Regions from separate parts of the Homo sapiens genome. Here region 2 is linked to region 1. A link is an interaction called in ENCODE POLR2A ChIA-PET data of the cell type or tissue named here. Cell type or tissue: IMR-90. All regions are shown on one strand. Each heading gives the region's core, and the rest is flanking DNA. Links, peaks and the distances in the headings are about the cores only. Region 1 overlaps RASGRP1 (RAS guanyl releasing protein 1). Region 2 overlaps GPR176 (G protein-coupled receptor 176).

Region 1 (4,403 bases), core at 109-4,108:
ACATTTCTTACACCAGCTGTTAAACTCTACAGCCTATTTGGTCCTTGTGAAATACAGGGCTGGGATTCCATGTTCTGAAAGGTTTGCCTCAAATCTTGACATTTTACATGCCGATGAAAAGGAAAAATGTGGTTGGCAACAATGCTTTAAGAAGTGGCTCGCAGAAAGATTAGAATTCCTACTCAGCAACATCAGAGCCAGTAAACCCTCTCACCATTTTGACCACCGCCTCTCTTTACTTTTTAGGCTTGTCAGATAGACCTAAGGTCCAGAATTCACTGTGTGTATTTTAGAGGAACAATTATGTGTCCCACTTTCCCATTAAGTATAATCCTTACAATGACTAGTCTATGTGTAATTCAACAGTCCTATCCATAATAACTAGTCAAATTAAATCAGTATTTACAATATATAACGTATATTAATAAGAATAAATATTATGTATTATTTTAAGTATAATGTACCACTGAACCAGCATGGGACAAAAGAATAAGCAAATAAAAGCTTTTATGTTTAGATATACCAAGGCTCAACTCTGCAGTTTTATACTATACGGCAACATTTGCCTTTATAAGATTGAGGTATACAACCTATTTTCAGGGTGTTTGTGTAGGTTAAGGCAGTCCATTATGTCACACAGCGCAGGCACATAGCAAGTGCTCACTATTATATGGCAGCTGAGACAGCTATGTAGATAATTCAGATTGAGAAACAACCCAGTGTATCCCAAATTACCCAGACACTGTCTATATATAATATTCTCTTGGAGTAATCAGTATAGGATAACATAAGAACACTGGACTCAAAATCAGAAGACTGGAAATCAACTGTTGGCTCTATAATGATACCACTACAAATTAGACCACTAAATCTCAACTTAGGGGTGGGGTGAAATTCTTAACATCATCAAAAAGTTAAATTTGTTTTCAATAATTTGTGGGGGGGAAACTTAGATAAAATTAACTAACACCTTGCATTACAGAATTCTCAGTCATGCTTTCATGGCTCAGACCTGACCAGAGACTGTTTCTGCCAAGTTGAGATCTCCCGCGAGAAAACATCCAAAAGTTTTGTCATTATCTACCTATTGCTCGGAAATGGTTTATTCTGCCTGCTAACCACTCACAAACTTTGATATGATAACAAAGACTAACTGCTGCTTACAAATGCTCGTTTGATATTTAACTTGCTATTTTCTATTCAGGGCAAAATAACTATCTTGAAAATGGTTGTTAATTCTCAGCCACAGTGAATAGGAAATGCCAATCAAAAGTAGCTCTCAATTTGTAATTCATTTGCTATTCATTGCTGCTTTATTAACATACCTCATTCTCCTTTCCCTTTAGGAAATAAATACTCTGAAAGCAGATAATGATGCCCTAAAGATCCAACTGAAATATGCACAGAAGAAAATAGAATCCCTCCAGCTTGAAAAAAGCAATCATGTCTTAGCTCAAATGGAGCAGGGTGACTGTTCTTAGCCCAGAAACTAAGTAGCACAATCTGTAGATGAGTATAGTGATCTCATTTCCTAAACTGTAATGCACAGACCTGAGGAACTTTACACTGACCAGCTTTAAAACAGTACTTTAAAAGGAAAAGCCTGTTACTGTTTATTTACCTAAAAGATTCCTAATGTGCAGCACTGTTTTCTCTTTCAGTTAGTTGACTCAAAGGGGGAAAACTAAAGAATGCAAAACTTTTGCTATTCATACCACTGATGTTCATCAAAAGTATGCGATCTAAAACATGACTATCATTTCCTGACAATGGGGCATCTCGGTGGCCTGCCTGGCTGATTCTTCCTTAAAACTAAAATCTCTGGAAAATGGATTTGCTTCTTACCCTGTGTTTTCTGCAAACTGACTTACTTTGTTCCAGCCAAAGCTTGCTAATAATAGAAAACTACCCATATTCCAAAAGTAGATTTCCTCTGTATCCCAGCATACTTTGTGAACCTGGCTCCTTCTTCACTACCTCAGATCTAATCAATTAGTCCATGTACCCTCCTTCCTCACTACAGTCATAACACATGAGCATATCTACCTAGAAGCCAATTTCTACTGATGTAGCCACAACTTTTTAGAGGCCTATTAAACATGACGTTATCCAATTGCAGGTCAACTTATAGTTGTAGCCTTACAACTTACAGGCATCAGAAAATAAGTAATCAAATTAGGTACCTGGAAACATAGCTATTACCATCTCATATTACTGTCTAATTAAAATAAACATAACGCAAACATGTTTGTCCTTATATATTCTACAGTGGATAGAATTAGGAATTGATGGCTTAAAAAAAAAAGTCTATGAAGAGTCTGTTTAACTCTTCATGTTCCATCTTTCTCTTCTGAAGTAAACTATTTTGAAAGTTCTCTTTTTGAAATGAATTTGTGCTTAACTGTCTTCACTATTAATACTATTTAGAAATAAGCTAATTGGATCAGTGGCTTAAATAATAGCTGACTGTGTGTACATATGTATATAATATGTATATACAATATCAGGCATGCATGTGGCTTGGAATTTTGTTTCCTCCATAAAATGTGGAAGTGAATTAAACAAGTTTTAGTCATTTATACAAAGTCACAAATATAAAGTTCAGTTTGTCACAAGATTAAATTGCTCACAAGGTAAAATTGTATTGTTTGGCAAAATCACAAGTAACAATCCTGTGAGTTTTCTATTATGAAGGTTAATAATAAATGGGCTCATTTAGTTGCCTGGGCACCTATTCACAAATTCATTTGTCAGCCTCTTTTTAGTTCTCTTAAAAAAAAAAAAATCATATGATCATTTTCCTTTTTGGGGGTACTTAGCTTCCATGCCTATAAAGTCTGGTACCAGACTGACTTGAAATTCATAAACAAGTTGTCCAATTGCCAAGAATATGTTAACAATTAAAAGTTCCAAACTAAAGCCAATAGCACCAAGTCTTCATAAGAATACAAAGTATACATACAGTATTGCTTACCTGGAGGATTCAGATCATTTAGGAATTCTCTTTGATGAAAGATCAGTTCCCATTTGAGTTCCTCCTTGCACTGAGTTTTAGTGATATAGAACTAGCTTGTAGTTAGTGTTTCATTACATTATAAAGAATAGTTTTACACACGTATTTACCGTTTTCCAAATTTAAACTCAGAAATACCCAAAGCAGGCCTGCTTAAGCCCACTACCTGGCATATAAACTTATAGTAACACTTTGTTACTTTCTTTTTAATAGGACAAGCATGAGTTAGGACAAACTCTAAAAATTCATATTCTTCACTATTCTTGTTTTCCTTTGATTGATATAGACCAAAGATGGTGTACTCTAATTTTTTAAAACAGTAATGGAACACAATTTTTTTCATTCTTCCTCCTCTCCATTCGAAGTAAAGATCCCCAGTTAGTTTTTATATAAATAATCTATAGGGATTCAAAAGGTGTCACAGTCCACTTAATTAGTCAAATTAGCAATGGCTAAACAGTATCAAGTACTGCAGAATTTATCACTGAAATGGATAAGAGGAAATAGTTTAGTCACAGGTTTTTACAGTCCAGCAAGGGCCAAAGAGGTATAGTATACAAGTTAATAGTATTTGTGTTGAGCAACATGGGGCTAGTGGGATCACAGAAATCTGGAAAAAAAAAAAAAAGGCTTTGGCTTATCAAGCCTAGTGTAAATTTCTGCATCTCACACGACTTTAGTTTGGCCAGGTATTTATCTGCCAAAACAAGGACAAATCTTGTTGTATTAACAGCAGGGTCACTTCTCATTTTCTTTGCTGACTTACCTTTTTACTGACCGTTGTGAATTTCTGTCTCAAAATGTATAATATAGAAATGCAAGAAAAAAACAAATGTACAGATTGTAAAGTTTTTTGATACCTAATGTAAGTTTTCTTTGTGTAATATTTATATGATAAAAGACATTAGGATCCCTACAACACAAATGTCTTGTGTTTCTTCTGCTTCGTGACCCCGTAAACACTTTACCTGAATTTTTCCTATATTCCACAGCTAAGACCACTGCCCTATTCTATTAATCAAATTGAGTTTTCCTGGAAGGAAAGGCAAAGCAGCTATTCAGTTTAAAATTTTCTACATCTTTTTACAACACGAAGAAGTAACACTACAGAAATATTCAATCTCTTTCCATCTTATTCATAACTTACAGTGGTCCCCAAATATTAAGTCTATAAATACTTAACATTAAAGGAGACAGACTTGAGGTTGTCCCTTCTCTGTGGCTTTTAATTCCACAGTTTCATCTAAGCAAACTAGCATGTAAAGAAGAAATCCTTTGAAGCTATGGATAAAATTGGTAACGACAGCTCAATCCAGGTTACAGACCTACTCAGGGCAATTTATTTGTGGTCATGATTATTTAGAATGATCAGACATAGCCACAATTTTCC
Region 2 (4,403 bases), core at 162-4,161, 1.4 Mb before region 1:
GAGTGCAGTGGCATGATCTTGGCGCACTGCAACCTCTGCCTCCTGGGTTCAAGTGATTCTCCTGCTTCAGCCTCCGGGTAGCTGGGACTACAGGTGCATACCGCTATGCCCAGCTAATTTTTGTATTTTTAGTGGAGACAGGGTTTCACCATGTTGATCAGGGTGGTCTCGATCTCTTGACTTTGTGATCTGCCAGCCTCGGCCTCCCAAAGTGCTGGGATTACAGGTGTGAGCCACCATGCCCGGGCTAAACTATAGTTTTATAATTAAATTATTTCAGACACTCTGCATATTATAAGTAAAGTAGTTCCTAAAAAGATCTGCCATGTTTACGTTATGTCATGGTTGATAAACTTTGCTAGCTGTCATATTGTGTGGCTTTTTTCTCTTAGATAAGTAGGGTGTTTGGAGGCTTTCCATCTAGAGTTTGTTAACTCTAGATTGTTTAGTCAATCAGCTTGGTGAGACATTGGACTCTTAGGATATTTCAGGGATTTATAGTTGGTATGAACAGAGGGCTTGCAGTCAGTACTATCTCAGAACCTCCATTAGTAGTGTTTCTCTTCTTCAGAGTAATTGATGCTAATTCTTTTAGGCTTTCCACCTGGTACCACCTTCCCAAATGGAGCCAGTGAGTGGGCATTCCAAGGCGCCCAGCACCATATTAATTGAGAATGGAACTTACGTTTCATTTTCAGGTAGGTATCAGTATCGGGAAAGTTGTAAAAACCAGAATGTAAGTACTCACAGAAGAGCAAAGTCAATCAGGCTCTTCATGACTCGGAGTAGCGTCAGCCTAAAATCCTCATCGGCAAGCAGGTCTAAGTTAGCTTCTCCTATCCATACTAGGGTAAGCCTGTGTTATGAGCCTTCAGGTCTCTTTTATTTCCCTGATTTAGCCAATCATGGGATGTATAGTCGATGACTTAAAAATGATTATAAACTAAGGCATTTTCTCAACAGACACTCTAAAATTACAGCTAACAGAGGGAGTAGAAGCTGGAGGAAAAAACACATGATTGGGAATATTTGCCATTGACACTGTGTATGATGCAAGAAGGCCATTGAACTCCCCTAGAAACTGAAAGCAGTCAGCCTTGCTTCTGTTCTCCTTTGCAGGAGACATGGAGAATGCACAAAGGGTATGCACTTCCAGTGCCCTGGGCAGGGGAGGAATGTGCTTTTTCCCAGCATCGATGATGCTAGAGAAGCTGTTTCTTGGCTAAGGATAGCCTGAAGCTCATCAGCCTGAACCCCGGCCTTTACCAGGACTTGAAACATTTATTTAAAAATCCTCTGTCTACATTCTTTGCATTGCCCATCCTCTCATCCACTAATGAAAAGCATGTATTCACACCATTGTTAATTCATTCATATGGATAGACTTTTTTTATTACTCTAGTATTGTTTTCAGTAGATTATCACCTTGAAATCTGAGGGCCAAGGAATTAATACAAGTGGCCTATATGTTGAGTTTGAATAATTTCTGTAATTTGAAGAAGTAACAATGGCTTTTTTTTTTTTGATTTAAGCCTTTTTTATTGTGGCAAAAAAAACACATGCCACATATTTACCATCTTAACCATTTTTAAGTATGTAGTTCAGTAGTGTTAATTATATGCACATTGTTGTACAGCCAGTCTCCATAACTCTTCATCTTGCAAAACTGAAACTCTACACCCATTAAACAACTCCCCTTTTCTCCCTCACCCCAGCCGCCGTTAACCACCCATCTACTTTCTGTCTCTACGAATTTGACTACTTTAGGTACCTCATATAAGTGGGATCATACAGTATTTGCCTTTGTGTGACTGGCCGATTTTACTTGGTATAATATCTTCAAGGTTGATCCATGTTGTGGGATTGCTAGATCATATGGTAGCTCTACTTTTAATTTTTTGAGAAATCTTCATACTGTTTTCCATAGCAGCTTGCACCATTTTACATTCCCACCAACAGTGCACAAAGGTTCCAATTTCTCTGCATCCTTGCCAATACTTTATTTTTGTTTTGTTTTTTTTTTTTTCACAGTGGCCATCCTAATGGACATGAGGTGATAGCTCATTATGGTTTTAATTTGCAATTCTCTGATGATTAGTGGTGTTGGACATCTTTTTATGTGCTTGTTAGCCATTTGTATATCCTCTTTGGAGAAATGTCTACACAAGTCCTTTTCCTTTTTTTAATCAGGTTATTTTTGTTGTTGTGTTGTTAGGAATTTTTTATATATTCTGGATATACATATAACATATATACATACATGTTACTTTTTCCTCAGATATACCTTTTTTCAGTGTTCATTCCTATATTACGATTCTATTCTTTCTTAAACATCTTTGATCATTTTAAATATACTCATTTTATAATCTTTTAAAGATTTTTCTATCCTAGTTTTTGGGTGCCAGTTTTCACATTTCTTGTGTCTGCTGATTCTCATGATGATTTGTTTTCTCACAAAATTTGTATTTTGTGGCCAGGTGTGGTGGCTAACACCTGTAATCCCAGTGTTTTGGGAGGCCCAGGTGGGTGGACCACCTGAGGTCAGGAATTCAAGATCAGCCTGGCCAACATGGTGAAACCCTGTCTCTACTAAAAATATAAAAATTAGCTGGTCATGGTGGCATGTACCTGTAATCCCAGCTACTCAGGAGTCTGAGGCAGGAGAGTCTCTTGAACCTGAGAGGTGGAGGCTGCAGTGAGCCAAGATCATACCACTGCACTCCAGCCTGGGCAACAGGGTGACACTCCATCTCAAAAAAAAGAAAAAAAAAGAATTTGTATTTTGTTTTTAATTGTGAGTTATTATCCTTTTTTTCTCACTCTGTCACCTGAGCTGGAGTACAATGGTGTGATCACTGCTCACTGCAGCCTTGACTTCCTGGGCCCCAGTGATCCTCCCTCTTCAGCTTCCCAAGTAGCTGGGACTACATGTGTGCACCACCACACCCAGCTGATTTTTTGATTTGTAAAAACAAAGTCTCATCATGTTGCCCAGGCTGGTCTCAAATTCCTGGCCTCAAGTGATTCTCCCTCCTTGGCCTCCCAAAGTGCTGAAATTACAGGCATGAGCTGCTCTGCCCAGCCCTTCAATGGTATTTTTTTTTTCTGTAGGAATTCAGTGCATTCTGAGTTGCAATCTTTCATAGAACAGTTTTGTATTCATTTCTGCCAAAGCCTCAGGGATTCCACAAATTCAGGACTAAATTTTATATTTCTTGATTTGGGATTCCCATATTATGCTTGGTGCAATATTGGATTTTATTTCTAACAGAATTTCTCTTCCTACCCAGACCTTCTGTCTTCTTGCTTGCTTTTTTTCTGCCAGTAAGCACCGTTTTTCTAGTTCCCTTTTCAGACTGGTCAACCTTGCTTGGGTCATAGCTTCATCCAGGTGTCTCATTTCCAGCTCCCAGATTTCCTCTTCCTCCACATAAGCATGAAAACCCTGGCCCCCAGGTCTTATGGCCTGTGTAGAGCTGGAGATTTCAGTACTGGCTTAGAGTTTCCTTTTTTTTCTTTTTTCTTTCTTTCTTTTTTTTTTTTTTTGGAGAAGGAGTCTCACACTCTTGCCCAGGCTGGAGTGCAGTGGCGCCATCTCGGCTCACTGCAAGCTCCACCTCCCAGGTTCACGCCATTCTCCTGCCTCAGCCTCCTGAGTAGCTGGGACTACAGGTGCCCGCCACCATGCCCGGCTAATTTTTTTTTGTATTTTTAGTAGAGACGGGGTTTCACCATGTTAGGCAGGATGGTCTTGATCTCCTGACCTTGTGATCCGCCCGCCTTGGCCTTCCAAAGTGCTGGGATTACAGGCACAAGCCACCGCGCCCTGCCCTTTTTTTTTCTTTTTTGAGACAATGTCTTGCCTTGTCACCCAGGCTTGTGTGCAGTGGTGCAATCACGGCTCACTGCAGCCTGGACCTCCCTGGCTCAAGTGATCCTCCCACCTCATCTTTCCGAGTAGCTGGGACTACAGACATGCACCACCACACCCCACTAATTTATGTATTTTTTATAGAGATGGGGTTTTGCTGTATTGCCCAGGCTGGTCTCTAACTTCTGGGCTCAAGCAGTCCTCAACCTCCCAAAGTGCTGGGATTGCAGGCATGAGCCACTGTGCCCAGCCGTATTTCCTTTTTAAGGCTTTCACTTTTGTTTTCTTTCAGGCTCAGTGATTCAGTATTATTATTTTTTATTGTGTCATTTGTGTATGTTTGTATTTGGGGCAGGGGGAAGTAAGGGTTGGGTTAATGAGTTTGCCCTGCTGCCAGAACAGGAAGCCAACCTAAATTCCCTCTCTGAACATTCATGGACTTTGACATTCATCAAGATTTTGTCCACTGCTCCTTTTTATCCTACCTTTTTCTGGATTATCTCATACACACCCATGGCTTTGCTTACTTGCA

What was found. Peaks named below come from ENCODE experiments on the same cell type or tissue, not always from the same donor. Only the 100,000 strongest peaks of a DNase experiment are listed, where the experiment ranks them.
Region 2: POLR2A ChIA-PET joins it to region 1 with 5 read pairs; 2 of 35 experiments call an interaction of 5 or more read pairs at or near these places.

The regions. Positions count from the first base shown.
Region 1 is chr15:38,487,632-38,492,034 of GRCh38, reverse strand. RASGRP1 (RAS guanyl releasing protein 1) reads left to right here. Exons shown (of 17, transcript NM_005739.4): 17 at 1,347-3,932. The coding sequence ends at 1,481. It overlaps FAM98B (family with sequence similarity 98 member B), which reads right to left. Exons shown (of 8, transcript NM_173611.4): 8 at 4,325-4,403. Among named protein-coding and RNA genes, the nearest start is that of FAM98B, 36 kb to the right of the region's middle. In IMR-90, for the core only: no CTCF peak of the experiment used is centred there; a DNase peak (open chromatin) is centred at 1,654; H3K27ac peaks cover 1,724 bases.
Region 2 is chr15:39,857,115-39,861,517 of GRCh38, reverse strand. The region is part of intron 1 of GPR176 (G protein-coupled receptor 176); the gene reads left to right. Among named protein-coding and RNA genes, the nearest start is that of GPR176, 61 kb to the left of the region's middle. In IMR-90, for the core only: no CTCF peak of the experiment used is centred there; no DNase peak of the experiment used is centred there; H3K27ac peaks cover 304 bases.